Linked DNA regions of Homo sapiens: region 1 is linked to region 2. A link is a loop called in an ENCODE intact Hi-C map of the cell type or tissue named here. Cell type or tissue: mammary epithelial cell. All regions are shown on one strand. Links, peaks and the distances in the headings refer to the core of each region. The heading gives the core; the rest is flanking DNA.

Region 1 (5,388 bases), core at 332-5,331, 84 kb after region 2:
GTGTGATTTTTAAATGTTTACTGCTAGAATAATTAGATAATTTAGAAATACTTTGAAGTCAGTAGTTGTTCATTGTGTCTATGTGAATGTATAAGGATAAGACAGATGACTTTTGGTTTTGTAATAAATGCAGATCGGAAAACAAGGGACTGTTAGCTTCTATAGAATTATTACAAGGATTTATTCTTGTACTTTTATTTGACAGTACAGCCACATTAATTTTTCCATGTGTAGAGAAATAATTTGTCTACAGTTGGAGGTTAGCACAACACAAATATTCTTCTGGGTCCCCAATGTAAAGTCTTCATAAAAGTTAGCCTTTTTATTATATGTACTTTCTTAGACCCTCTTTATCTGCTAAAGCACAGGACTCAATTCCCATGGCATGTAGATCCCACAAAGGTACTTCTTTATTTATTTTTAAAAAATCAGCTGTGCTTGTCTTTTTAGATCGTGACGCTCCTCAGGTCGGGGGGCTTGATATTTGGATCACTGAGGTTTGATATTATCAGTCCCTCCTCACAACAATTCTCCTCCACTTTCACTCTGCATTGCATTAATTCATCATCCACACAGTACTGCTAGATACTAGCAAAACAGACCATTTTATATTTTTCGTAGCCCTTTGTTTCCATTACTTTAATTTTAAAAACACCTTTACAACTGAATTTCCTGAAATGGTTAGAATGTAGACCTTTAAAATTCCAGATTATTAGTCTTAATAGTCTTAGAAAGATTCAATAATGGATGCTTCACCCACCAGGACGGCTGAGACATGGCCTTAGCTTCTGAGTTCACATTCCTCCTCACCACAAAGGATGTGTTTTGAAAGAGATTTTGTTTGCTATTTCGTATCTGACTTCATTTTTCTAATTATCCTGTTATTCACTGCTGTCTGGCTTTGATGTATTTAACTGACTAAACATTTATGCTATAGTTTCCTGGCAGTTACCATTCTTATGTGTTAAGTGCATTATTATGAAAAGCACTGAATGAGAGCCCTATGCTGGACAGTCCTGGAGATTCAAAAGTAATAAAATATAGTCTTTTCTTAGTGTTTCCTTTAAGTATATTAAGTGTGGAAATTAAATGAAAACAGAAACCTTATAATATTGAGTTCGAAAGAATTCAGCAGATGTTTCAGATGTTAAAAGTGCTTCCAGGCCTACACCATGCTCAACTCCTAGGTGAGCTTCTCTCTTAAGGTGAAGCAGATAGATGAGCAAGAACTCAGGTTCCCTCACTGAGCACAGTGACCTCCCAAGGCCTGTGATATGAATGGTATCAAGCATTTAGTGAACACTTACTATATTCTGACTCTTTTGTTAAGTGTACATTATTGGGTTTAATCCTCATAGGAATAAGTATTTATAAGTCTAAGTATTTATTATCCTTATTTTGTAAATGTACACAGAGAGAAAATTTGTCCAAGGTCCACCCAGCTAATAGGCAGTACAGCTAGGATTTAAACGTGGGTCTACTACACCACCAAGGCTATGCTGCTTTTCATTCCAAACAGTGTTATTAACCACTGCAACACATGGAAAATAAATAAATGATTTTGGTGCTTATAGCCATGTTCTTTAATCAGTCAAATCAACTATTACACAGTGAGTATAGAAGAAGTGGGTGTAAGAAATTTCAAGTTAATCTGTAAGATTACACTTTATTGTGTGATGTTATGAGACTTAAATAATGTAGTTTAAGGAAATAGGTGCATTTAAAACGTATTTCTAAATTTGCACATGGTTTGAAGTTAGCTTTCAGGGCATTTAACTCGCATGTCTTGTGTGTACACATATGTTTAGGAGCACATGTGTACTCTCATAAAGTATTTAGAGTGGTCTTTAAAATGCAGTTATTAAAAAATCAGTTTTTGACCTATTAGGGATCTTTTGTAGATTTCAGTACTGTAAATTTTTATAATTCTGCAATATTTTTATTTTTCAAAAGGTAATTTATTTTCTGCAGTTTTGTCAATCTAATTCAGTAATAATGGGATCATACATTGTAGAGTAGCTTTTCTGTTTCCCTTATGACTTTGAAATAGCTTTGATTTTATATCAAGATATGAATTGCCAGGAAGAAATGGATTATATACTGGATATAATTTGGAGTTATGTTTATAAAATATAAAGCATATTTATATAAATATAAAGCATATTTTATAAATGTTCAGAAAGAGGTAGACTGTGATGGTACATATTTGGAAAGAATTTCATGATTGATTCCTTCTGTTTCACTTTTTAAGAATTGTATTTGCTCTCAATTTGTATCATTAAATTTTATTTTGTTAGCTTTGAGAAATTGAACTTTGTCAAAATAGTGATATTATTTGAGAAGTTGGCCAGGGATAGAGAATTGGCAGGCAGTGTTTTTAGAGAACAAATTAATGAGAAATTGCATTTTGAAGGTGAAAAGAAACAATTTTGTTTTTCCTCTTTTACATCATCCTTCTCCCCTGCACCTTGAGTTCTGCACTGTGGTTTTTTTCTTCCCAATTTTTTATTGTGTTAAAATACACATAAGATAAAATTTAATGTTTTAATCATTTTCAAGTGGTTCAGTGGTATTAAATACATACATAATGTCTGCACTGTAATTTTTATCAGACAACTTAGGAAATGGACCTGCCATACTTTCTTGGTACTTCGTGCTTTGCTGTGTGGATCATAGCAAAGTGCTCCTATACATTCTGTTTTCTGTGTGTTTCAAAGACAGAAAGAGGCGAGGCACTGAAGTTCAGAGCAGGACTGAACTTGCCCACTCATCAATTAAGCTGTCAGCAGCTAGCACATAAGTACATTTTTAGTTCTGTCTGATTTGTATCTTCTAGTCCTTCGCTGGTTTTTCCTTAAGGCGTAAGTTTTTAGTTCTATATTTCATTTGTGTTAGAAAGAGCTCTATAAACAAGAGAAACAGAAAGCATAACAGCTCTACCCATGTGGTACTCCTTGTTCATGGTAGGAGAAGCGGCAGTCACAATTATTACTCTCTTCAAGCAAAAGAAAAGTTCTCCTTTTGAGTTTTCACAGGTAAAAATGAGGAGGAGCACAGTGCTGAAGAGATTTTTCTGTACAAAAGTTTTACAAAGAATTATTTAAAAAATTATAAGTAAATTTGAATTCACTTAACTGTGTTGCTGAATATTTTCCCTGCACACTGTCTTTCATAGGCAAGAGGGCACATTGGGAGATTCAGCTTGCAAGAGTCCTGAATCTGATCTAGAAGACTTCTCCGATGAAACAAATACAGAGAATCTTTATGGTACCTCTCCCCCCAGCACACCTCGACAGATGAAACGCATGTCAACCAAACATCAGAGGAATAATGTGGGGAGGCCAGCCAGTCGGTCTAATTTGAAAGGTGAGTCTTGTACTTGAAAAGAGGTGTACATGAGAGGGTATGGCACTTGATTGATTCTTTCAACAATAAAGTTAGCAATTTCTTTTATTTTTAATTTGATTTTAATGCTCCTGTAAAGTTCAATTTTTTTTTGAATTATTACCATTAGTATTAATAAAATTGACACATAGTTTTCCAGAGATAGAAACGTTTGTCCTGAGTAATGGTTAAAGCCAGCAATGCACGGGCATTTGAAGAAGTGAAAGAGGGCAAATGTTTCCCAGTGTACTAATACAAGATGGCAACTGGTTACATGGGATAGATGGCCTTCTATTCTTTCAGTCTCTTAGGCTGAAGTTTCTAGATTTCCTCTGCCCAGAAGTGGTGTATTGGGGATTTGAGGAGAGACAGAGCCAGGCTGTCTTCCCCTGGATTCCCTCTGCTCTCTGCTGGTGCCCCGGGGTGCTATCTTTAGTGTGTAGGGCTCTCTTTTTCATACTAAGCACAGTGACCCCACACCTAACAACCATGACAGAACCTGCTTTCTACTTTTCTCTTTATTTAGGATCGTAAAGTCCACATATTGCTCTATTAGACACGGAGAGTTTCGTGCTTTTTCTTTCCCCCCAACCTCCTTTTAGTGGGACGTAACTGTTCTTTTTTTGTGGTAGATGAATTGAACGATACTGCGCTGCAGCCTCCTTGTACCCTACGTGATGGCCTGGAATCTTGTGGTTTTAGAATTTACCTGTTAATCTCAGCAAACCACTTGTCCTAAAACAAATGCCATATATTCCTGGAATTTATTCAGCTATTACTGCATGAGATGCGGATTTTAGTCTTCATCTTGTCTGAGAAATTTCTTCCTGTTGACCTCACACTCATTTCTACCTCTCCCTTTCTGTAGTCTGTGTTCATTCTTCCTCTTTGTTCTGCTTCCTCTTTCTGTAGATTTCTTCCATATATTGAGCTTTGATGGCTGTTAGTGGCATCTTCACTTTGCATTCCCATCAGAGCCCTTCCTCAAGAGAGCAGGAGGGCAAGAGAAGTGGGTTTTGTTGTGTTGATTTGCTTGAGTGAGATGCTATACAAGGGAAGTTCCCAAGCAGGAAAGAGTCTTTCCCACAAATGATTTTTCCACATAAGATACTTCTTATAAAATTTGATTTGCTGTAATTTTTTAACCTGTGGCCTGTACTTACCCCTTTGGAAATTTCCCACTGCAATTTGTCATCTTGAAAATCATTTATTGTACATTTTCTCAAAGAAATTTCTCAAATGACTATAGAAGTTTCTTATCTATGGTAGGAATCAGTGAAGTAGCATCTACTGAATCAACATTAGTTAATAAATATTTGCTTCGTGTTAGTAAAGTAAGAAGATGCCGGTAGTACACTTGCTTTTTCTTGTTGATTCATACTATTTTAGAACATGAGTTGAGAACACAATTTCCCCATTTTATAGATTGAGAAACTGAGGCCCAGGGCTTCAGAGCAAATCTTTTTAAGTCCAGAAGGCTTGAGATAGTGTCAGGACTATTTGTACCACTAGTTCTCCTGGTACTCTATTTGGACTTTTTCCTAGTACAAGCAACAGTGTTTACGCTTATCCGAAGGCAATATTTGAGTTGACTTTATGGTCTTTCACTAATCAGTGAGACAGCCAGTCACTAGATGTTTGTTGAGGTTCTGTTGTCCTGCTGGTCTGTGCGAGAGATAGAGGGAAAGGAAAGGATTGGCCCTTTTCTTCCACAATTTTTAAAATTGTTTATTTTATGAAATTATAGAATTTTAGAGCCAGAAGGAGCCTCAGAGATCATTTGCTCAAGTTCTTGCCGTTTTTCAGATGAAGAAGCTAATGCTCACAGACCCTTTGATTTATAGCTATCTGATAGCAGACCCAGGACACCAAAATCCTTAATAAGTTATTATTTTTCTTATTGCAAAAGATTATGTGTTTGTTGCAGGAAATTCAGAAAATACAGACAAAAGAATAAAAATCACCCATTAAACCTAATACACAAAAGTAGCTTCTTTTACCATT
Region 2 (5,388 bases), core at 205-5,204:
GACTTTAAGGTATAATTGACAATAAGTTGGCCTTTGCCATTTAAATAAGGAAATTGAGGGCAAAAAAAATCCTCTGAATGTGTATAGAAAATGCTGCTGGGGAGTGGTTTATGAATATTTAATTAAAGAGATGAGAGCCAGGCAAGGTGACTCACACCTGTAATCCTGGCACTTTGGGAAGCCCAGGCGGGAGAATTGCTTGAGTCCAGGAGACCAGCCTGGGCAATATAGTGAAACCTCTTCTCTGCAAAATAATTTTTTTAATTAGCTGAGTGTGGTGGCACATGCCTGTAGTCCCAGCTACTTGGGAGGCTGAGGTGGGAAGATCCCTTGAACCTAGGAGTTCAAGGCTGCAGTGAGCTATGATCGCACCACTGCACTCCAGCCTGGGTGACACAGCAAGACCTTGTCTCAAAATTAAATAAATAAATAAAGAGATCGGAGGCATTACTACCATAAAGTATTTGCTATTGCTTTCTGGTGTCATTATAACAACCAGCATGTTCTGAATATCAGAATTATCTGTGACATTAAGTATGTATTTGAGCAACTATTAAAACTATATGTAATGGTGGCTCACATCTGTAATCCCAGCACTTTGGGAGGCCGAGGTGGGTGGATCATTTGAGGTCAGCAGTTCGAGACCACCCTGGTCAACTTGAGGAAACCTGGTCTCTACTAAAAATACAAAAATTAGCCAGACATGGTGGTACACACCTGTAATGCCAGCTACTTGGGAGGCTGAGGCAGGAGAATCGCTTGAACCTGGGAGGCGGAGGTTGCAGTGAGCCGAGATCATGCCACTGCACTCCAGCCTGGGTGATGGAGTAAGACTGCACCTCAAAAAAAAAAAAAAAAAAAAAGAAAGAAAAAAAACTATATGTAATCTATTGGATTTCTCAGAAATGGATTTTCCAAAGCAAAAGAATTTTATTTGACTAGTGTATGTTCAAACTATGTTATCTTTTATGCATCTGCAGATCAAAGATTACTTATAACTGTGTCAATGTGCCAATGCCCAGAAGAAAGATAAAAATATTTACCAGCATTTCTAGGAAATGAATGATATAGATCAAGCAACAGGATATTTTTATTTTTCATTCACATTTTTAATGAAACCCTTTCCCCTTGCATCACCAAAACTTTTTTCTAGCCAAAAAGAGAGAGAACTCAGTATCACATGTGGAAACTACCTCAGAGTTTCCTATGCCTTATTTGTTGTTAGGAATCTAGACATCATAAAAACTCAGAATATCCTCAGGTTTTGTTTTGTTTTGGTTTTGGTTTGGGGTTTTTTTGAGACAGGGTCTTGTGCTGTCACCCTGGCTGGAGTGCTATGGTGCTATCATGGCTCACTGCAGCCTCCACCTCTTAGGCTCGAGCAATCCTCCTACCTCAGCCTCCCGAGTAGCTGGGACCACAGGTGCACACCTCCATGCCCAGCTAATTTTTTGTATTTTTTGTAAAGATGGGGTTTCGCCATGTTGCCCAGGCTGGTCTCGAACTCCTGAGCTCAAGCAATCTGCCAGCCTGGGCCTCTCAAAGTGCTGGGTTTACAGGCAGGAGCCACTGTGTGCCACCTGTCCTCAATTTGTACCTTAATGATTTCAACAGCTATTGCTTAGTAGCTGTGGAGCAAAGAAGTACAAATTTGTATGTTTGCTAGATTGGGAATATAATTAGTGAAATCTAGAAGATACTTTTACAGTTGCTTTTGATGAGGTCTTATGGCCAGTTACATTATTATTCAATGGTATCTTAATTTCAAGAAGAATGTAGACTCACAGATACGGGACTAATTAAAGTGGAAAGGCACATTTACAGATAATCACAGTCTGCTTTTTTTGTGAGGCACATGAGTAGAGTTTCAACTTACACTATTGTTAAACCTATAATGGCATATCCATAGCCCTCTGTTAATCATTTTTTTGCCTCTTAGTTTATTTTCATATTTCCTTTGAAAGAAAAATACTAATAAAATTACATAAAGGATTTCTTTTCATAATTTTATGATCTAGAAAAGTAATTAACATATAAGTCCATTATAGCTAAAATTATACTGAAAATATATCTTCACACACCTCATACCACTACTACAACATATATTTGCCTGAGTTCCTTTCCTCTCCGCCCCGCAATTTCGTCAAAGCAAAAGGACCATCCCACTACAGAGTAAAACCCTAGGTAGATAGAAACAAAACAGCCAGGGAAGATCTAGAAATCCAGTTAGAGCCAGCATAGCACAAGATAATCAGTCTTTAAAAGAAGTCACATATTTAGGTTTTGCAAAACGTTTTTAAATTTTTTTACTTTAGATATAAAAGGCCAGACTCATTTTTCTAGATTATATCTCATATATTTTGAGGTTTCACATTTATGAAACAAAACCATAATTTCCTAAGTGTACAATTTCTTGAAAGCATTTCAACAAACATTTAAGTTTTAGTTTTTGTTAAGGAATTTCACCAAAGGCCTCTTTCTAAATCTTTTTTTTTTTTTTTTTTTTTTTTAGCTGAAGTTACTATTTTCCAACTACATGGTACAACACGCAGGCAACTCTGGGCATGTGCACACAAGTGCAACACACAGCCTCAGTGTTATGGGCAGAAAGCTTATTCACCAAAGACCTATTTTTAGATGAGTGCTGTGCCAAACTATACTGTTTCATTTTTTTAGGTTAAGAGCAATATTTCATGTAAAAAATGTTTTTAAAAATGCATTCAAGCTTTCTTGGGAATAATCCAACTGTTTTGCTAAACCTTCCCCTTTCTTCGAGGGTACAGAAGTACAAAGAGTATATTCAATTTGTTACATAAAAGAATACTCAAAGAAGACTGAAGCCACCTCCAGTTAGCAAGTTCTTTGCCATTCAGGTAACAATTCATCACAGTTTGACAAGATCACTTTTTAAATTTAGGCTTAAGAAGGACGGCAGAAATAGCTCTGGGCAGAGAGGAAAGGTTCACATGGATGTATATAATGCATTGTGGTTTGATATTTTACCCCACACCCATATTATAAATAAACACGACTGAAGTACAGTGTAAAAATCCTCCAAATAGTCACTGTGCTAAAACTAAGCATGTGTGCTATATTAAGAGAAGTGGTATCTACGGTACTTTTCATGATAAAATGCTTCTTTTCCTTTCCCCTCTCAAAAAAAAAAAAAGACTTTACGAACTTCTTCATAGTGATTGTATAGTTTGTAATTTGAAGTTCAAATTTGTAAAGTGAAGTTCAAGGTTAGAGGAGTGCAGTCAATTTTCATTTACAAACTTTGTAGATTTTGTGTAGGTAGTTTGCTTTCTTTGGCAATCATTTAAAATCTGGCTGGCCTCTGCTTGCTGGCCAAACACTTCCTGGGATTTCTCTCCTTCCAGAGACCTCTTTAAATTTCCCTAGAGTGTTTGCAAAAAGAACTGCTTTTAAAGATAGGCAAACCTACTTACGAGAAAGGAGCAAATGCCTGGGATATCTGAAGTTAATGCGTGTTGTTTTGGTAATCTGCTATTTTGAATGATGACATGAGCAGGCAGTGTGTCATTCACGGAACCAGCCCTGGTGCCAGTCTCCTACCAGTTTGTTTACCTCCAGCTCCTCTAGAAACAAGTTAAATGATGACTCGGGCCTGGTGTTGTGCTATATTTTAGCACTTAAAATGATTCAACAGAGTATATATTGATTTTATAGTTCCTTTGTAATGAAACCTTGGGAACCATTGTGTTTTTTAAATATAAACAAATGTATGTATTATTACCTACCTCGTTGAAATCAGCAACTGTCAGGAAGCTTAAAACAATGATTCCTTTTTGGGAGTCCCCTTTTGGGAAACCAAAGCCCCATTATTTTACTTGCTCGTATACTAATATCACACTGATTTGGGATGAGAATTAACCACATGTAATATCTGCAACAGCCATTCTTTCATTAAACAAATGTGTCCTGACCTCCTATTCTGTATCAGGACCATGTCAGGGGTGAGGCATGCAAAGGTGAAGGAGGTAATCCCTGTCCTCCAGTAGGTCACAAACTAAGAAGGAAAAAAAAAAAAAAAGCTAAGGAGGGAAACTGAGCCATAGAGAAATGATTAAAATAGGGTTTAGAATATGCAAATGTTAGTGTGTGCACAGGGTTTTCTGAGAACACAGAGAAGATTGGTCTGGGTGGGGCAGGCAAGGAAGGTTTCCTAAGCAAAGACGCCTGAATTGAGTCAAAGGGGATGAGCACCAGCACGTGGCCAACCAAGCAGGGGGAAGACACGTGTGGGAAGCGGGTGGTACTGGCAGTGGGGACAGGCCCATGGGACACAACAGCAAATGCACTAAAGAGCGTGATGCGCCTGAGGACCTATCAGTAGTTTGGCCCTGTTGGCACACGGAGTGAGAGATAAGGAGGAGCAAGCGGGGGAGTTGGAAAGGTCGGCGGGGCTGGTGCATGGAGGCTTTGGGACTTTAATCAACTTGGACTTCATCTTTAGCCCATAGGAAGCCCATCAAAAGTTTTAAAGCAGGGGAGTCATGTGGTCAGAGGTGCATTTTAGGTAGATCAATGTGTAGAGGACAGAACTGAAGAGAGCAGGACTGGACCCTGGAGAAGAGCTGGGAGACTCTTCTAGTAGTCAAGGTGAATGATGAACTAGATGGTGTTAGGAGTGGAAGGGGAGATGGCCTCCAGAAGTGACAACCTTCAGATCAGCAGAACTTGTTGAGTGATGAGATATGAAGGGTGAAGGAGCAAGAGCAGCCAAGAGTGACTCGAACCACTCGAGCTCAGAAGAACTGACGGCTGGAGAGACAGGAGCAGGGAACAGGGTCCATTTTGAGGGCAGATGATGGGAGAGGCTTCCCCTCCACCTCCCAGCACACACACACACACACACACACACACACACACACAATTTACATCTTTGTCTTGCTCCCATAATGCGCCATACCGTCCCCACAAGAACATTGTAGCACTTCATTTTAATTACTTCATTGTCTGTCTTCCTCACTAGACTATAAGCTAACTGACAACATGAATTGTGTTTGCTTTCTTCATTGTTCATTCCCAGAGTCAGCAGACTGCCTGGCACACGGTAGACATTAATAAATATGTATTAAAGGACTGTGTTCCATTTCAGATCATAATTAAGAATCAGCCATATATTTTCAGTTAGTTTTTTGCAATATTTTTATGACAGCCTTGTTGGAGTTGTTTAATAAAGAGACTCCATCTCAAAAAACAAAAAGAAAGAAATTTCTGCTCTTTATAAATTACCCAGTCTTGGGTATTCTGTTATAGCAGCACAGAGGAGACTAAGAAAACATTAGGCACTTTATGGAGTCAAAAAAAACCCAGAAAACCAAAAACTTAGAAAAACAGAAAGCCCAGACTCTGAGTATCATT

Evidence for each region. Peaks named below come from ENCODE experiments on the same cell type or tissue, not always from the same donor. Only the 100,000 strongest peaks of a DNase experiment are listed, where the experiment ranks them.
Region 1: a loop joins it to region 2, with 3 times the contacts of the local background. A loop is called at or near these places in 1 of 110 quality-filtered maps.

Annotation. Positions count from the first base shown.
Region 1 is chr6:161,031,084-161,036,471 of GRCh38, forward strand. It overlaps MAP3K4 (mitogen-activated protein kinase kinase kinase 4), which reads left to right. Exons shown (of 27, transcript NM_005922.4): 2 at 3,176-3,366. Among named protein-coding and RNA genes, the nearest start is that of MAP3K4-AS1, 41 kb to the left of the region's middle. In mammary epithelial cell, for the core only: no CTCF peak of the experiment used is centred there; a DNase peak (open chromatin) is centred at 2,758; H3K4me3 peaks cover 211 bases; H3K27ac peaks cover 2,268 bases.
Region 2 is chr6:160,947,144-160,952,531 of GRCh38, forward strand. The region is part of intron 3 of LOC102724087 (a long non-coding RNA gene); the gene reads left to right. Among named protein-coding and RNA genes, the nearest start is that of MAP3K4, 42 kb to the right of the region's middle. In mammary epithelial cell, for the core only: no CTCF peak of the experiment used is centred there; DNase peaks (open chromatin) are centred at 2,578 and 3,578; H3K27ac peaks cover 2,033 bases.